2 separate regions of the Homo sapiens genome follow, and region 2 is linked to region 1. A link is a loop called in an ENCODE intact Hi-C map of the cell type or tissue named here. Cell type or tissue: ascending aorta. All regions are shown on one strand. Each heading gives the region's core, and the rest is flanking DNA. Links, peaks and the distances in the headings are about the cores only.

The links. A loop is a pair of places that touch in the nucleus more often than their neighbours do. Peaks named below come from ENCODE experiments on the same cell type or tissue, not always from the same donor. Only the 100,000 strongest peaks of a DNase experiment are listed, where the experiment ranks them.
Region 2: a loop joins it to region 1, with 7 times the contacts of the local background. A loop is called at or near these places in 20 of 110 quality-filtered maps.

Annotation. Positions count from the first base shown.
Region 1 is chr6:136,579,890-136,588,231 of GRCh38, forward strand. MAP3K5 (mitogen-activated protein kinase kinase kinase 5) reads right to left here. Exons shown (of 30, transcript NM_005923.4): 24 at 3,666-3,851; 25 at 412-517. Among named protein-coding and RNA genes, the nearest start is that of MAP7-AS1, 32 kb to the left of the region's middle. In ascending aorta, for the core only: a CTCF peak has its summit at 3,282 (motif pointing right); a DNase peak (open chromatin) is centred at 6,700; H3K27ac peaks cover 5,429 bases.
Region 2 is chr6:136,640,490-136,648,831 of GRCh38, forward strand. It overlaps MAP3K5 (mitogen-activated protein kinase kinase kinase 5), which reads right to left. Exons shown (of 30, transcript NM_005923.4): 12 at 2,031-2,080. MAP3K5-AS1 (MAP3K5 antisense RNA 1) reads left to right here. Exons shown (of 3, transcript NR_125858.1): 3 at 7,283-7,709. Among named protein-coding and RNA genes, the nearest start is that of MAP3K5-AS1, 16 kb to the left of the region's middle. In ascending aorta, for the core only: CTCF peaks have their summits at 3,844 (motif pointing right) and 4,043 (motif pointing right); DNase peaks (open chromatin) are centred at 3,852 and 7,162; H3K4me3 peaks cover 829 bases; H3K27ac peaks cover 6,399 bases.

The sequences.
Region 1 (8,342 bases), core at 137-8,136:
AAAGACAATTAAATTGCTCAATGCAACGAGCTATGCAATACCTCCTTAAATTGCTCAATACATTGGAAGATTTGGGAACCACTGGGTAAAAGATGTAGGAATGTGTTTTGTGGTCCAGATATCTATATTTTGAAATGCGTATTTATCTGAGTCACCTGTATACTTTTTCTCTTCACATCTAAACACATTCCTTAAAGACAGGGGAAGCAAGTCTTCCTCATTCTTAGTAAATATTTTGCTTGGTGTACCATTATCCAGACTATATGTACTATTTGGTGATGTTGAAAATATTTCTTTAAAAAAGGGTATTATGGTTTTTAAAGTACTAAGGTGATATCAGAAATAACAGATGAACAGTAATCTAAAATATCCAAGCACTAAATATGTGCAGAGTAATTAAATATCTCTGACCTGGAACCAGGATGGTAATGGCTGTCTGTACCGCCTTCCGAATGATACTGTCTAAGGCAAACATCCAGTGCGGCTTGATGTTATGATTCCGAAGAACTTTATTGACCTGGAGAGAGAGTGACATTTAGCCTACTTTAATTTTTAATTGCAAATAGCCTAGATGATCGAAGCACTTGTATGAAGTTCCATTTACAAAACAACTAAAAAGTTTCTTCAACTTGAATTCTTTGTAATTCTTTATGTCATTGGAAAACAAAGTAAAAATTGCTACTTCAAATCAAAGTTTAGTGAGCCCCATGTAAGCAAATAAGTTATTTAAGTGAAAGGCAGTCTGGTTCAAATGAGAATGTTGCTTCTTTGGGACTCAGAATGTGCAGTTTTTAGCTTTTATAATGTCTGCAGAATGGATGGAGGGAGGGGGTGAAGGAGGAAGACAGGGTCTAAGAGACTTTAAATAAAAATAAAGGCTGTTCTTACTGTTCATTATTTTCAATTACTTCTTCTTATTATTATTATTATTTCATTTGTTTTGGAGACACGGTCTTGCTCTGTCACCCAGGGTGGAGTGCAGTGGCGGGATCATGGCTCACTGCAACCTGTGCCTCCGGGGCTCAAGCAATCCTCCCGCCTCAGCCTCCCAAAGTGCTGGCATTGCAGACATGAGCCACCGTGCCTGGCCATCTTAGCCATTTTTAAGTGTATGGTTCAGTGGCATTAAGTACATTCACATTATTGTACTACCATCACCGCCATCCATCCACAGAACTCTTTATCTTGCAAAACTAAAACTCTATACTCATTAAACAGTAAGTTCCCATTTCTCCCTCCCCACAGTCCCTGAAAACAAGCATTTTAATTTCTGTCTCTCATAAATTTTACTACTGTAGGTACCTTCACATAAGTGGAATTACAGTATTTGGCCTTATGTGAATGGTTTGTTTCACTTGGCATAACATCTCTAAGCTTCATTCATGTTGTAGCATGTGTCAGGATTTCTTTCCTTTTTAAGCTTGAATTATATTCCATTGTATGTATTTATCATGTGCATTACCTTTGTAAAAACAAGCTTTTAGCATAAGACTATGACAAGCTCACTTAGATTTTGGGTTAACTCTACTACCTGCTGGCTTACACAGACCTCTAAAAAAAGAGGCTATTTCCCCAACAGGGCTCTGGTTAGATACCTCTGAGTATCTATAGTATGATTATGGAAGTATAATTTTATTTAAATTCCAAAAATTTAATCACCATCCCTACTGCAGCTGGGGAGATGGTGACCCAGCCACAAACCCATGTCAAGAGCTGGAGCTCCAGTTGCTCATGCCTGTCCTTGGTCCATCTTCATCAAACTCCCCTAGTTTGGAAGAGAGTCAGTTTGAGGACTTCATCGTACTAGTTGCACAGGAAATGAACCCTTGCTAGGTTCCCACTTGTTCTAGAAAATCCATCCAGGCTGAGTTTGTCCTGGTACCTTCATTTCTTTAAAAAATTTACATACTGGCTGGACATGGTGGCTCACGCCCTGTAATCCCAGCACTTTGGGAGTCCGATGCGGGCGGATCACCTGAGGCCAGGAGTTCAAGACCAGCCTAGCCAACATGGCAAAACCCAATCTCTACTAAAAATACAAAAATTAGCTGGGCATGGTGGCAGGCACCTGTAGTTCCAGCTACTCGGGAGGCTGAGGCACAAGAATTGCTTGAACCCGGGAGGCAGAGGTTGCAGTGACCTGAGATCATGCCACTGCACTCCAGCCTAGCCAACAGAGGGAGACTCCATCTCAAAAAAAAAAAAATTTACATTCTTATTAGGTGGAAGAGGGATCTGTTATAACCATAACCTGCTCCTCTCAGCTCTTTATTACATAGCAAATTACATCATAGGGCCCATACTTTGGGTTCATTCTCATCCTGGACAGTGAATGAGCAAGAGCAGGCGTGTATGTGTACACGTGTGTGTATACGTGTGTGTGTGTGTGTGTGTGTGTGTGTGTGTGTGTGTGTGTGTGTCTGACCTGGCCCAAGGCCCAGGAGTACAACCCAATAGCTCTCAGTCTGAATTCTACAGCAAACTTGCTTTCCAACCTCTAGGCTAGAGGCCAAATGTGTGGGCAAGTGCAAATTAGCTAAATTATTTCACTCTACTTGCAGGCAGTTGGGTTTCCCTAGTTGCAGCATAAGCATGCTTTTAGCATTTAATATTAGTGATAGGCTTTGCCAGTTGCTTTAATTTCTTATGCCCTCAATCAACTCAGGACTCTTGTCCCTGCCCACAATATAGCATAAAGACCAAGTGGCTTACACAGTGTCTCAGAGAATGCTAGTAGTTATTGAAGGATTCTAATTTGGCTTTAAATTGGGGATCATTTGATGTTGCAAATAAAATTGTCAACACACTTTCTACAAAGAAGCAATACACACATTAGGGCTGAATTAATTTTGGAATTTAAATAAAATTATACTTCCATATTTATACCACAAGCACCATCAAGAACCCTCTTATTTCAGTCTCCCACATCTTGTTAAGGGTCTCCTGGAGGTGGCTTGAGGCTTTTTTGGCACTGAGTTCCACAGATAAGTCTCACCCAAGAATAACACAGAGGGTTCTGAATGCAGTACAGAAGACTGGCTTTAGTTTGTGTTGCATAGCAACTCAATTTTGGAGAGAAGACTTCTCAGCAATCTCTCATTAGATCATGTGCTTTAATTTTTAATCAGTGATGCTCTGTACTCTGAAAGTATACTTCTGGCTAGAACAGAGTAGGTATTTATGAAACAAACATGTTAAAAATGTTCTATATGAAAACTAGAGAAAAACTGGAAAAAAATTAACTGGTTTTATTCAGCAGTGACCATTTCAATCTGTACTATTAAATTTTTCTCAATGGCCACTAGATGGCATTTCTCATATAGCATTAGAAAATGTATGACTAAAGTGTGTTACGTTGCTAAAGTTGTCAAAATAAACAATGACCCAACATAATTTCATAAGAACGAAGTTCAGCCATGGGAAATATTTTGTTATTTTCCATGGTGATTTGGTTTTATGTGTTTTTTAATTTGGGGAATGCAAACACACAAAACAACAAATCAGATACTTAGAAGCACACTGAGAGGCGAATATCTCACATTTTTCATCCAAAAAGAATAGAGTTCACTGGAATTTTAAAAGAAAAATAACAGAACTTATGTTTTATCTTATTTTTCTAACTAATTTTAGTGTGTGGGAAAACACTGGCAAAATATCATACTTACAGCATCTTGAAAACCAAAGAGTACCACCTGGACTTGGCTAATGCCATGGCTGTCGAAGTCCAGCTCCAGTTTCAGCTTTGACAGTGTGGTGGCTATGATTTTTCGGTCAGTGGATCTCACAAATTCTCTGAGGCTTGCAATGAGGGTTGTGATGTGTTCCCATTTTAGTTTCGGTTCTTCAGCCCCCTGTGAATAAAAATCAACAATCCTTACATCAACATATGCTGGATATACCTGCCATGGTAATCCTATCTCCATACCCCCTGCCCCCACATTTTTTTTTCTTTTGGTAGAGACAAGGTCTCACTATATTGCCCAGGCTGGTCTCGAACTCCTGGGCTCAAGCGAGCCTCCCATCACTACTTCCCAAAGTGCTGGGATTCCAGGCATGAGCCACCATACTTCCCACAGCCCTTTCTGAGAAGAACTGGACTTCCAAATGTCTCCAAAGGAAAGACCATATTTTGAACTATATGGCACCTCTTCAATCCTCCTACCAACACCAAGAAATAATCAGAGAGAAAAGGTACCTGCCCCACACGCTGGTCAGTAGCCATGATATAGTCAGATAACAAAGCTTTGCCCAAAAAGACTAAGGCCATAAGATTCTTTCAGAAATTTTAATTGGGAACTAAAAAGAGATTTGAGCAATAAGCCATAGGATCTCAACCTGAAAGTCTGCCCGGAAAGAGAAGCTATAAAATAGGGTCATGAATATGTCCAACCATAGCAGAAGCAATGGAATTGAGAAAGACAATAGGGAGTGTATTAGTTCGTTTTCACACTGCTGAAAACACATACCCGAGACTGGGCAATTTACAAAAGAAAGAGGTTTAATTGGACTTACAGTTCCACGTGGCTGGGGAAGCCTCACAATCACGGCAGAAGGCAAGGAGGAGCAAGTCACATCTTACTTGGATGGCAGCAGGCAAAAAGAGAGAGCTTGTGCAGGCAAACTCCCATTTTTTGAAAGCATCAAATCTTGTGAGACTCATTCATTATCACAAGAACAGCACAGGAAAGACCTGCCCCCATAATTCAATCACCTCCCACCAGGTTCCTCCCACGACACATGGGAATTGTGGGAGTTACAATTCAAGATGAGATTTGAGTGGGGACACAGCCAAACCATATCAGGGAGGGAGAGGAGAAGTGGACAAGAACAGAAATGCACACCAAGCAGGTCAACAGCAACCAAGCCAGAGAAAAGATGTGCAAACTCCGGGGACTTGAAGTTCCTCAGGCTCATATTCTGTTTTCAGTGTCTGTGAGACTCGGCTAGGCACTATGATTGGAATTCCTTAAGAGTCTACTTCCCTTATTGCTATGCGTGTCTACCTATAACATGTCCTTGGTACTTCAGTTGTCCTAACGGTGTGTCAGTTCCTTGCAACCAAGAGGGGCTGATCTCAAACTTCATTTTTGAAACTACCCCTTACCCATCAATGAAGCAATTGCTTCTAAGAACGGACCGATGGACTATTTTATTACACTAAAATATATTACAATGTTCAAACAAATGCTCTTTCTCAAAATGATTTTTTCTTTTTGTTTTTTTTTTTTTGTTTTTTTTTAAGAGACAGGGCCTCTCTTTGTCACCCAGGCTGGAGTGCAGTGGCACAATCATAGCTCACTGCAGCCCCTAACTCCTGGGTTCTAGCTCTCTTCCCACCTCAGCCTCCTGAGTAGCTAGGGACTATAGGCATGTGCCACCACACCCAGATAATTTTTTTTAAAACTTTTTGTAGAGACTGGGTTTTGCTAAGTTGCCCAGGCTGGTCTCAAATTCCTGGGCTCAAGTGATCCTCCCACCTCCGCCTCCCAAAGTGCTGGGATTATAGATGTGAGCCACTTTCCCCAACCTCAGATGGAACTTTTCTCCTTTGAGCAAGGCATATTGCTTCCTTTCTTTTCTTTTCTTTATTTATTTATTTATTTATTTATTTATTTATTTATTTATTTTTTGACAAAGTCTTGCTTTGTCACCCAGGCTGGAGTGCAGTGGCTCCATTTCAGCTCACAACAACCTCTGCCTCCCAACTTCAAGTGATTCTCCTACCTCAGCTTCCCAAGTAGCTGGGATTACAGGCACCTGTCATGCCCAGCTAACTTTTGTATTTTTAGTAGAGCTGAGGTTTCGCCATGTTGGCCAGGCTGGTCTTGAACTCGTGACCTCAAGTGATCCACCTGCCTCAGCCTCCTGAGTGCTGTAATCCCAAAGTGCTGGGACTATAGGCATGAGCCACCATGCCCAGCCCACACTGCTTCTTTAAGGAAGCACAGTAGGATGTTATTTGTTCCCATTTAACTTTAAGAAAATATAAGAAACTTTAAGAAACTATTATATCATTTTTATTTTATATTGTACATTTTCTTACTGTACCATTAAAATTAAAATTCCTCCACTGGGCTGTGAAAATTATAATTTCTAGGAGTCTATTAAAATAAAAAAGAAATGCACCATCGAGTTCTTTCTCTTAATATATTTTCATTTGGAAGCTTGGTCTCATGTTTATGTTTTCATGAGATAAGATTATATTGAAAAGCTTGAAAGCTGTCATTAAACGAATACTTTAAAATCACAATGGGAACCATTATAAACTTTGTTGGTTTTTTCCTTACCACAAACTAAACTGCACCCAAGGTAAAGATTCACAGGCAAAATCATAACATCATGAAAACATGTTCAAGAAGAAAAATGTGAGTTATGCAGAAATTGGAAGCTTCTCTTAGTAAAAACTCAGTTGCAACATGTTTGCCAATAGCAAACTTCAAATGGCAAACTTTTTTTTCGACATTAACTTTGTTTTTACAACAGAAAAACATGTTGCTTCTGGTTTTTTGATGTGTGTGCTACTGTCCTGCAAAGGAACATGCTCTACTCTGGGAAATGTTTTCTGTTCAGACTATTTCATCTACTTACGTCATCATTTATTTCTGTTCTGACTCCAGTCTCTCCATGTTAACTCACTCATGTGCCTTCAAAAACAAGCATCTTGGCTAGTATCTGGTGAGCCTGACTCAGCATCAGCATAGATTTAACGGTATGCATTTCCTGCACTCCTAGTACCAGGTTGTGATGGTTAATACTGAGTGTCTACTTGATTGGATCGAAGGATACAAAGTATTGATCCTGGGTGTGTCTGTGAGGGTGTTGCCAAAGGAGATTAACATTTGAGTCTGTGGGCTGGGAAAGGCAGACCCACCCTTAATCTGGGTGGTCAAAATTTAATCAGCTGCCAGTGTGGCTAGAATATAAGCAGGCAGAAAAATGTGAAAAGAGAGAGTGACCTAGCTTCCCAGCCTACATCTTTCTCTTGTGCTAGATGCTTCCTGCCCTCAAATATTAGATTCCAAGTTCTTCAGTTTTGGAACTCAGACTGGCTCTCCATGCTCCTCAGCCTGCAGACAGCCTATTGTGGGACCTTGTGATTATGTGAGTTAATACTTAATAAACTCCCCTTTACATATATATGTATTCCATTAGTTCTGTCCCTCTAGAGAACCCTGACTAACACACAGGGTCTTCTGCAAAGATGCTCTCCAGTCTTTATCCTTTAAACTTCCTCAAAAACCAGGAAAGGATTTCAGAAGGATGTTACAGATTAAAAGGCTTTTCATGGTTTAAGGGTTTGAGGACCTGACCAATATCTAGATTTGGTTTTGTTATAAAGTGTAGGCTTAAATATAGATACAAATATGTATCTAGAAACAATACAATGGCAATAATTACTTCTGATTGATTGTAGAAAAAAATTAAAGATATTAGATAACTATTATTAGCCTGCTTGATAATGATAACAATAACAGTTAACAATTGTGGAATATTTTCTGTTATGATTTAAATCACTCACAATCTCAGTTACTCCTGATAGCAAGCTTATAAAGTAGACTCCTCTATCATAGATGAGGAGGTTCAGGCTCTGAGAAGTTAAATCGGTTGCCCAAATTGCACAGCCTTTAAGTGATGGAACCAGGCCTCAAACAGCAAGCTAAGCCCAAGCTCCTAACCATTCTATTCTACTGCCCCAATGACCTGCAATAGCAGCTGTCAACCTGGGTCAGGACCTGTTCTACCACTGAATCACCATTTGATGTCACAGGAAAGGATTCCCAACATCCTTAACAGCAGTCAGAAGGGCCCCACCATCATGTGGCCATTATGGATTCAGCATGTGATTCTGATCAGCAGTTTCGGGTACTCACTGGTAGCTTCATGCTGGTCCCCTAAGGCATGCCCTCTGATGGTTGCTTTTAAGGTTTTCTTTCATTTCTCCTTTTACAGAGGACATTCAAATGCACTTTAAAACCAGGAGGCACCAAACAATTGAATATGACTAACCACTCCCACATTTAACTATTTCAGCACAGTCATAGAAGTGATGACCAAGGCAGTCCTATCCCTGATGATGCTATGGTCCAGCAGGGAGACAAAGAATAGACCCCAACAAACTGGCATTTCCTGTACTGGAAAAGCACATTCTTTGGGGGTAATTAGAGATTTAGGCAATTCCTGGGTTTTATGTGTTTTTGACCTAAAATCAAGCATTTTAAAGGTCCACAGGAGAGGCCTTCACTCTGCAGTGGCTAATGGTGATTTACTTTCTTTCTTCACCTCCAATGCCTAATCCCCACCCCACTTTATGTTTTCCTAGCACTTGTCACCATCGGGCCTAC
Region 2 (8,342 bases), core at 64-8,063, 61 kb after region 1:
CGATTTAAGGCCCAGCTTAGACCTCACCTTCTCTCCCTGCCCTACTTCTGCCCTAAACAGAAAGACTTCCTCTTACACCTGTGTCCTCTGAGTATACTTCTTTCATTGCTCTTCTCACACTGTATTGTCATGAGTTGTTAAATGTCTGTTCCTCTCCCTGCTGGGCTGTGAATTCCTCAAGAGAGGAGTTGATGTCTTAGTCATTTTTGTATCTTTGGCAGAACAGGACTCAACATTTGACACACAGCTCATGCTCAGTTAATGCCCACTAACTCGAGCTGTGCAAGTTCTGAGGTGACGCAAGGCAAGCTGCTGACCTAGTTGGATTTTCTTCCATAGTTTGTCATCTCTTCTTTGTGGAGGAGGAGGCCAGGAAGAATGAGCTCTCTTTGAAGTCACAGACTACAACTCAAGTTTCTCAGCATATAAGCCAGCAATAGTAAGATAGATAGTAGCAGCCTATGTATAAGTCATAAATCACAACAACTGTTACATAGGGCTACCATACCTAATTAAAGAAAATTTATTCATTGGAAAACAGATATGATAAAGTGAAATTTACATTTACCATACTTTCTTAAGTGGATTGCTTAAAAATGCAGCAATAAATAGTGAGTGCCTTGCTAATGACTGGCTTTAAAAATTAAATATTAAGAGTACAGTTTTATTTGAGAAAGTATCGACTGAAAGATATATAATGAGTCAGTCCATCATCTTGCTTGTTTCTGTTCAGATCATTCATGAGGTAACAGGTAGCTTTACCAGGAGAACTCCAATTATTAGTGACTCAGACCGCTCTACCAATTTATGCTCTAATAAAACCAATTATTATTATTCCAAAAGCAACAGGATATTGCATAACCAGGCTGCAAAAATCTGTTGTCTCTCATTGCTATGACGTGGGGGTAAACAGTAGTTAGCACATCTAATTTGGTTTGAAATCTGCAAGAGTTGATTTAGCATGAGCTTCAATAGAACAATTATTTAAAGACTTAACCACTGACTCTTGATTCTTAAAAAAATATATATATATTATTTCTAAATCCCAAGAAATGGCATTTTCTAAGCTACTGGCATTGTGACAGCAGTCAGAACTGAACCAAACTGAAGTTCACCACTGTAATCTCAAGATCAATGCAGGAAAGTGACCTTACAGAAGGTTTTTTTTTTTTTTAATGGACTCCTTATCATCTGAAGTCATTAGTGTTAGTGACAGGGGCCGGGCGGAGTGGCTCACACCTGTAATCCCAGCATTTTGGAAGCCCTACACGGGCGGATCACTGAGGTCAGGAGTTTCAGACCAGCCCGGCCAACACGGTGAAACCCTGTCTCTACTAAAATTACAAAAATTAGCTGGGCATGGTGACATGCGCCCGTAATCCCAGCTACTTGGGAGGCTGAGGCAGGAGAACATTTTGGACCTGGGAGGCGGAGGTTGCAGTGAACTGAGATCATGCCACTGCACTCCAGCCTGGGCGAAAACAGCAAAACTCTGTCTCACAAAATAAAATAAAATAAAATAAAATAAATAAAATAAAATAAAAATAAAATAAAATAAAATAAAATAAAATAAAATAAAATAAAATAAAATAAAATAAAATAAAATTAGTGGCAGGACACAGTGTAGTAGACGGCATGTGTGCTTTGTATCCACACAAAGGGAGCTGAGTTCCTTGTATACCAAAAGGACAGAAATCATCCTATTACATAAACCAACAGCTCAGCTAAAGAGGACCTCCACATGGCTGAGTGTAATCTACATTTTGATTCTGGTCCATAGTTCACATTGACCCCACAGTTACATTTTAAGTAGGTCAGGAGCACAGAATCAGTTCAACCAGCAGTGAACATTTTGTTGCAAATCTCTTCCTAAAGGAGATAGTGACACTGAAGAAGGCTGGGCATTTCCACCAATTGAATGATTCTTGACATTCCTTGTATTTTAAAATCATGATTAGAAGTTCTATCCAGCCCATGAATAGTGGAGAAAAATGTCTTATAAGTTAACAAAATGTACCAAGGAAACTTACCTCACTCCCCTGACAGAAGAGGCACTAAAATTCCACTCATGTATACCTTTCTAGAACAACAACAAGAAAATATACTGAGTCATCCAAATGGAAAATAACATAACAACAATAATTTTGTTTAATTATTTTTAAAGTGATATACACAGCCATTTTTCCTGGTACACTATTTTTCATGAAAGAATTATCTGGATGGAAAGCACAATTCATTCTCAAGTCCCAAGGGTAATGATTACTCTACTTAATAATTCCTGTACTTCAATAAAACAGCTTCCAAAAGAGCCTAGGAGAATTAGTCTCATTAAATTCTAAAACTTGATATCTAGTAATAACTGTTGTGTGTTAATTTTTAAGTAAAAAAAGTCAATGATCAAGGTAATTCTATTATTACAGTTGAGAAATACTTCTTTTCCGAGAAAGATAAACATTAATTTGAATAACATCTCGGCAAGGTTTTAAAGATAACTATTTCTGAATTATCTTTAGTTAAGATTTCCAACTAAATAGGCGGTTCTATTTCTTTAGAAACTAGTAGAACAAGAATGTATGTGAACACACATGTGTACAGTGCCCATCATAACTACAAGGTATTGCTACCTAATTTATGCAAAATTCCATATGCTAATAAAGTATGAACATCAAAAATTTGATTGTCATACTATAAACATGGGTGATTTGCAGAGCCAAGGTAAAGAAAAATGTGGGAATTTATTTCTTGAGTTTATCACTAAAGCTAAGATAAAATTATTATCAAATTCATATGTCCCTAAAATAAATAACAAAATGGATCATAATCCCTTTAAAAATATGTCAACAGTATAAAATAGCATAAATATTTTTACAGAAACAAAGTAGTTTATCCATGTGTCTAAGTTGAGCAAGTACAGTACGGCAATAAACTGACACTGACATTCAATTCTGTAAAGTTAAAACAACCATGAAAAGGAGTTCTTACCCACCCACTGCCAGGAGGCTGAGGTCTTGCCTGGGCTAATAAAATGGGTGACAAAGCCTTGTGGCTCTGAGGTGGCCTAGAACCCTCCTTTTGGCTAAAGCAACTCAAAAGCGACAATTTATATCTACAGCCCATAATTCTTTGCTAGGTCCATGCAACTTAAAGTAAAAATAGATCCTCTCAAGTCAGATGTGAATTTACTAAAAAGCTAGTTTCAGTGCATGTCAGTCAGGTCATGGGGATGTGATCTGAATGAACGCAGAGCAAATTTTGTTGCATGAAGTCCAGGAGGGAAGATACCATAAAAAGGTATGTGGTGGCTGTCTTAACCAGAGTACAGAGGGAGTGAAATTAAAATAGCAGACTGCAGCCTCAGCTGGTAATTTGGAAAGTTGCTTCTAAATCCTGTTGGCCTCAGGTGAACTTCTAAATATATATATATATATATGACCCAGGAGCTGCAGCTGTTACCTGTACACTACTTGCATACAATGCAGCCTTATCCTCAGAGCCTGCAGCTGAGCTGCTTTCCAAGACCATGTCCAGGAGCAGGAGGTGGGAGGCAAGTGCAGAGCTGAGGCAGTATGCAAACCCACCCCTGAACACAGCAACTGGCAAATACTAACAAGACAGCACTGGTAAAACCCATCTTCTATCAGTCCTTTTCTGGGAACAGCTAAGTAAAAATTGTGGACTGGTTTTGTAGGAAAGGAGGGGAGCATTTCCAGAATGCTTGGTTCCTGAAAGGTTGCCAGTGCTGCCAGGGAACGTTCCATTTCAGTGATGTAAATAAAGCCCAAGCCCTGAGATGGAAGGTGGAAGGAGGCCTCCCTCCCCACCTACCTGTAGGACACACCACAAGGAGGCGCTGATGAGCTGTAAAGCCAACAGGTAGTTTAAAGGCTCCTGGGATCTGTCTGGGAATCAGGGAAAACAGCAAGGCCAAACGCAGCGCTAGCTATAATTAGCCCCAACAGGCCTCAAACCAACACTCAACCTAATTTAATCAGCACAAGCACCATTTTCTAGGAACGGGTTAGCCTCAGATCCCAGGCCCCAGTTAGGGCTAGAATAGGAGCTGGAAGTTAATACTGTATTGACTGAAGGTGGCAGGAGTTATACTGTAGTAGGCACTGTCAGCTCCCTCAGCAACTGTCATTCCATCCTTCTCCTCTGCTGACAAAAAAATAAATTTTGCCCAGGTTCAGGTGGCAATGTTTATGAATGGTGAAACTGATTAGTCTAAATTGGCCACGGTAAGTCCATTTGCCTTGCTGGGGATGGGTGTAAGCATGGTCATGTGATACAACTTATGGTATAAAGGAGAGGGCTTGGCCCTCCTCCCCGGGATGCCGCCTGTGTGAGGTGCTTCTTGGAATAGCTAGCTACTTAAGAACATGAGACTAACACCAAGAGTACGCAGAGAAGCCAGAATTCAGAATCCTGATGCTGAAACTACCCTCAGAATCACCCCACCTCAAAATTTATTTTTTTCCATCCAGGCTGGAGTGTAGTGGGGTAATCATAGCTCACTACAGCCTGGATCTCCTAGGCTCAAGCAATCCTCCCGCCTCAGCCTCCCAAGCAGCTGGGACTACAGGCACATATCACCAAACCTGGTTAATTTTTTTAAATTTTTTTGTAGAGACGGGGGTCTTGCTACATTGCTCAGGCTGGTCTTGAACTCCTGGCCTCAAGCAATCCTCCTGCTCTGGCCTCCCAAATTGCTGGGATTACAGGTGTGAGTCACCATGCTCGGCCTGTAATTTCTTGTAATATGAAATACCATTTCTTTATTTAAGCTGCTTTTGGCAGGGAGTTTGTAGCAGAAAGCATCCTTGGTGGATGACAGCATCAAATCATCTTAATCTAGAATCAGGGGTAAGCATGTTTCCCTCATAAATTTCCTGGGCCTTCTGTGAGTGGCCACTGGCTGGAGCTGAAGTGAGGGAGGAGAGTCAGCACTTAGTCCTCCACTAGGCCCCTGCCTTTGCTTGATAATCCGTGAGGTAGGCCAAGGGTGCCCAAACTTCAACCCCCAAAAGGGGGGGAAATTCTAAATAACCATTTAAAACGCCCTGCAAATAACTTCTCTCTTCCTCAATCTTAAGTTTTTCTTTCATTGTACACATGCAGACTTTCTTCAAGGACTAACTTACTTTTCAGCAGCAACCATTCATTCAACAAATAGAGAACTGTTAAAAGATCGGGATTTCAATTAATTTTACCCCTGAATGTAGAGTAGCTCTCTCTAAGAGTCCTTGGGAATTGGTATATAATGTGCTTCAAGTTTTGAAAGTTGCAGTATAAAGTATATACTAGCTCACAGAGCTATTTATTCCATATGTTAGAATAAAAATAGTGAGAGGAGTGACTAAAGAAATAAACATGATAAATGAAAAGCTACATTCTCTATTCTAATTTTAGGAAAAATTTTTAAACATTCTGTGATAAAAACAACCCATTTTTAGTTTAACATAAGACCTATTAAACTGGTTGCTTCTCTGTTATTTATAGTTGTTTTAAAGTAACATGGTAATAATAAAGTTTTTTTGTTTTTATTGCTTGTCCTCCTTCCAATTTTACCACTTTTATTTTAAAAAATTGAGAAAATGGTAGTGATAATGAATACACTATGGATAGAATCAGGGTTTGCAAAGAAATTGACATAAATTCAGAATGGAAACTGATACAAGAAAGCTTCAATTTTTGAACAAGGAGAATTTTTTAGCACTAAAAGTTATAGGAAATAAGGACAACATAAATAAAATTCCTCCTGATCAAAAGATGGTGAAAATGGAAAATGGACAGTACATAACTTAAATTTGTAACCCTATTTAATGCACTTGTTTATATCCTAATATATATCCTAATATTTCTTAGCATAATATAAAAATTGTCTCTATGATTGTCACAAAACATAAGAGAATGAAAACGAGGCTCACTTTACTGAGCAAAGAACCTCCAGGAAGGAGAAAACAATAACAAATTGCTGGAAATAGTACTCATTTTCCAAAAATCTCTGGCTTACTTTCTGTTCTTTTTCTGTCTTCCAAATTCTTCTGGCTCTCTACTCATTCTCTAGGCCTTGCTAATCGCTAATTCCTCTAGCCTCACTCTGTTTCCAAGTGTCCTTGGATAACCTTGCTCTTTTCAATCAAGCCTTTGAAAATCTCCTCCTCCAGTCCTGCTCTCGTCTCCATAATGTTCATGTCTCCTAACTGTTCTTAGTTTTTGTAGTTTCCACTGGATGATTAGTGTATCTCAGCTTGTGAGAACATGTATGTGTATACTTGCATACATGCAAAACAATATAAATATTGCACTGCACTTTAAAGCAATATCACTAACATGTATATAGACAGTTATATTGATTATTCCCAATTTTGCCACTGGATGATTCCACTTGGAGTCTTGCCATTAGTTTCAACTAAACACGTCCAAAATGAAATTCCTCATGATTCCTCTACAACTCAGGTTTTCCTTCTAAAAATCCTACCACCTTTATCAATGCAATCAAAACTTGAGTCACCTTACACTTACTCCCTCTTTTTAATCCTTCTTCCTAATTTGTGATTAAGTTGTATACTTTTCTTTCCAAATCAAATCATCTGTCCCTTTGCAGTCACAATTGTATTATTCCACTCTAGGATCTCTACCTGCCTCATATCTAGCTAGTTCCTCTAACAGTCTTCTCTGTGACCCTCCAGAGCCTCAGACTTCAGAAATCAAATGTCAAGACCAGATCAGTCTTATAGCTACACTAGCAACCATTATGGAGCACTTGTTCCAAGCCACTTAGCACTGTGCTAAATGATTTCCATTCATCCTCTCACTTAATCTTCACAACAATTCTATGAGGTACTGTTATTCTCATTTTACATACATGGCAACTAAAGCATGAGGAGTTGAAGCGCATGCCTAGGCCACGAAGCATGCAAGAGCTAACATCAACCTTCACACCTATGCACTTTGATGCTGACCCTGGGTTCATAATTCACATTCTGTTCTGCCTTCCTGCCAGCTCTCAGATTTTCAGAAACGTCAGTGACATCCTGTTTCCTACCGACACATGTTTAAAATTCTTCTTCCTAGCTTACATAGCACTCTAGAGTTTTATGTCATCCTGCCCAACCAATCATATCTCCCACCTCCCTCAACACGTTTCCCCTTGTAGAATGAGTCAGACTCTGCCGGCCCCTGAACGTCCCATGCTTGCTTTCACTTTGGTGCCTTGGTTGGAATTCTGCCTTATTCTTCTAATCTAGTTTGTCTTCCCGTGTTCATTTATCTCTTCTAGTTCTACCCACAGCCAAAGTCCAGGTTCCACCTCCTTTAGCAAGCCTTCTCGAAGGACTCCATGCCTCACTGATCTTCCTCCTCACTGAACGCCACAGACCAAGAACCCATAATGTCCTCCTCAGGAACCAGCACAGTCCCAAAGTCCACAGAACTCAAAAGAACGCTGGTAGATTGATTTGCTCTACCATCATCTCAACAGTGCTTTCCTCGGGTGTAGCATGATGCATTTTAACACAATTAAAATGACATGTTAGAAATGTTGCTGATGGGGTTGCTGGGGCAATGACTTCTTTCAAAGTCTTCCCTCTATTTACTGCACTCATGGAAGTGAGTCTCATGGGAAGCTATGTCTTAGCTGAAAGCCTGTCTTCAAAGTCCTTTGGCAAGGAAGTTTTCTGTTATGAATAAATTAGTATCACAAGTAACTTTTTCAAGTGTTTTTCCATACAATTGACACTTCTAATAATGAAAAAGAATCAAGCTTCTGACTCTGCACACAGTGGCAAATATTGGCATGTGTAATCTGGGGCCTGTTGGGTGAAGATCCTTAAGTTACCACAACCTATTGGTAGAGTGTCTCTAAATTTTGGATGTAGCCAGTCCCAAACTGACTTGTAAAAGTGTCAGCTTGGACAGTGTTTCACAAACTGGGATTGGAGAAAGACCACAGTTCTGAAAGATGCTGCTCGGTATTGCTCAGTGCTACTAGATGGACTTGGTGTTGAGAGCATGAGAATGGATGTTTTTCTCCATGCTTATTATGTAATTTCATGTTGCCAACATTTAGTGTGCCTGCTAAAATACTAAGTTACAAGACTTAACGTGACCAACTTTATCTAAACATAGAACAAATTAAAATATAAATAACATGCATTCTGGGTGCTGCTTAGTATCTATTCATTTTAAACACAAGATACTGCCCTTCCTAGAAACTATAGCACCGGGACTGGTGATTTCTTGCCACTCTGGTAGAGGTCACAGGGCCTGGCCATGATTGACATCCAGGAAGGATCTGTCCCAGCTGATTTGGACACATCAAAGCACGGGACATTCTTCTT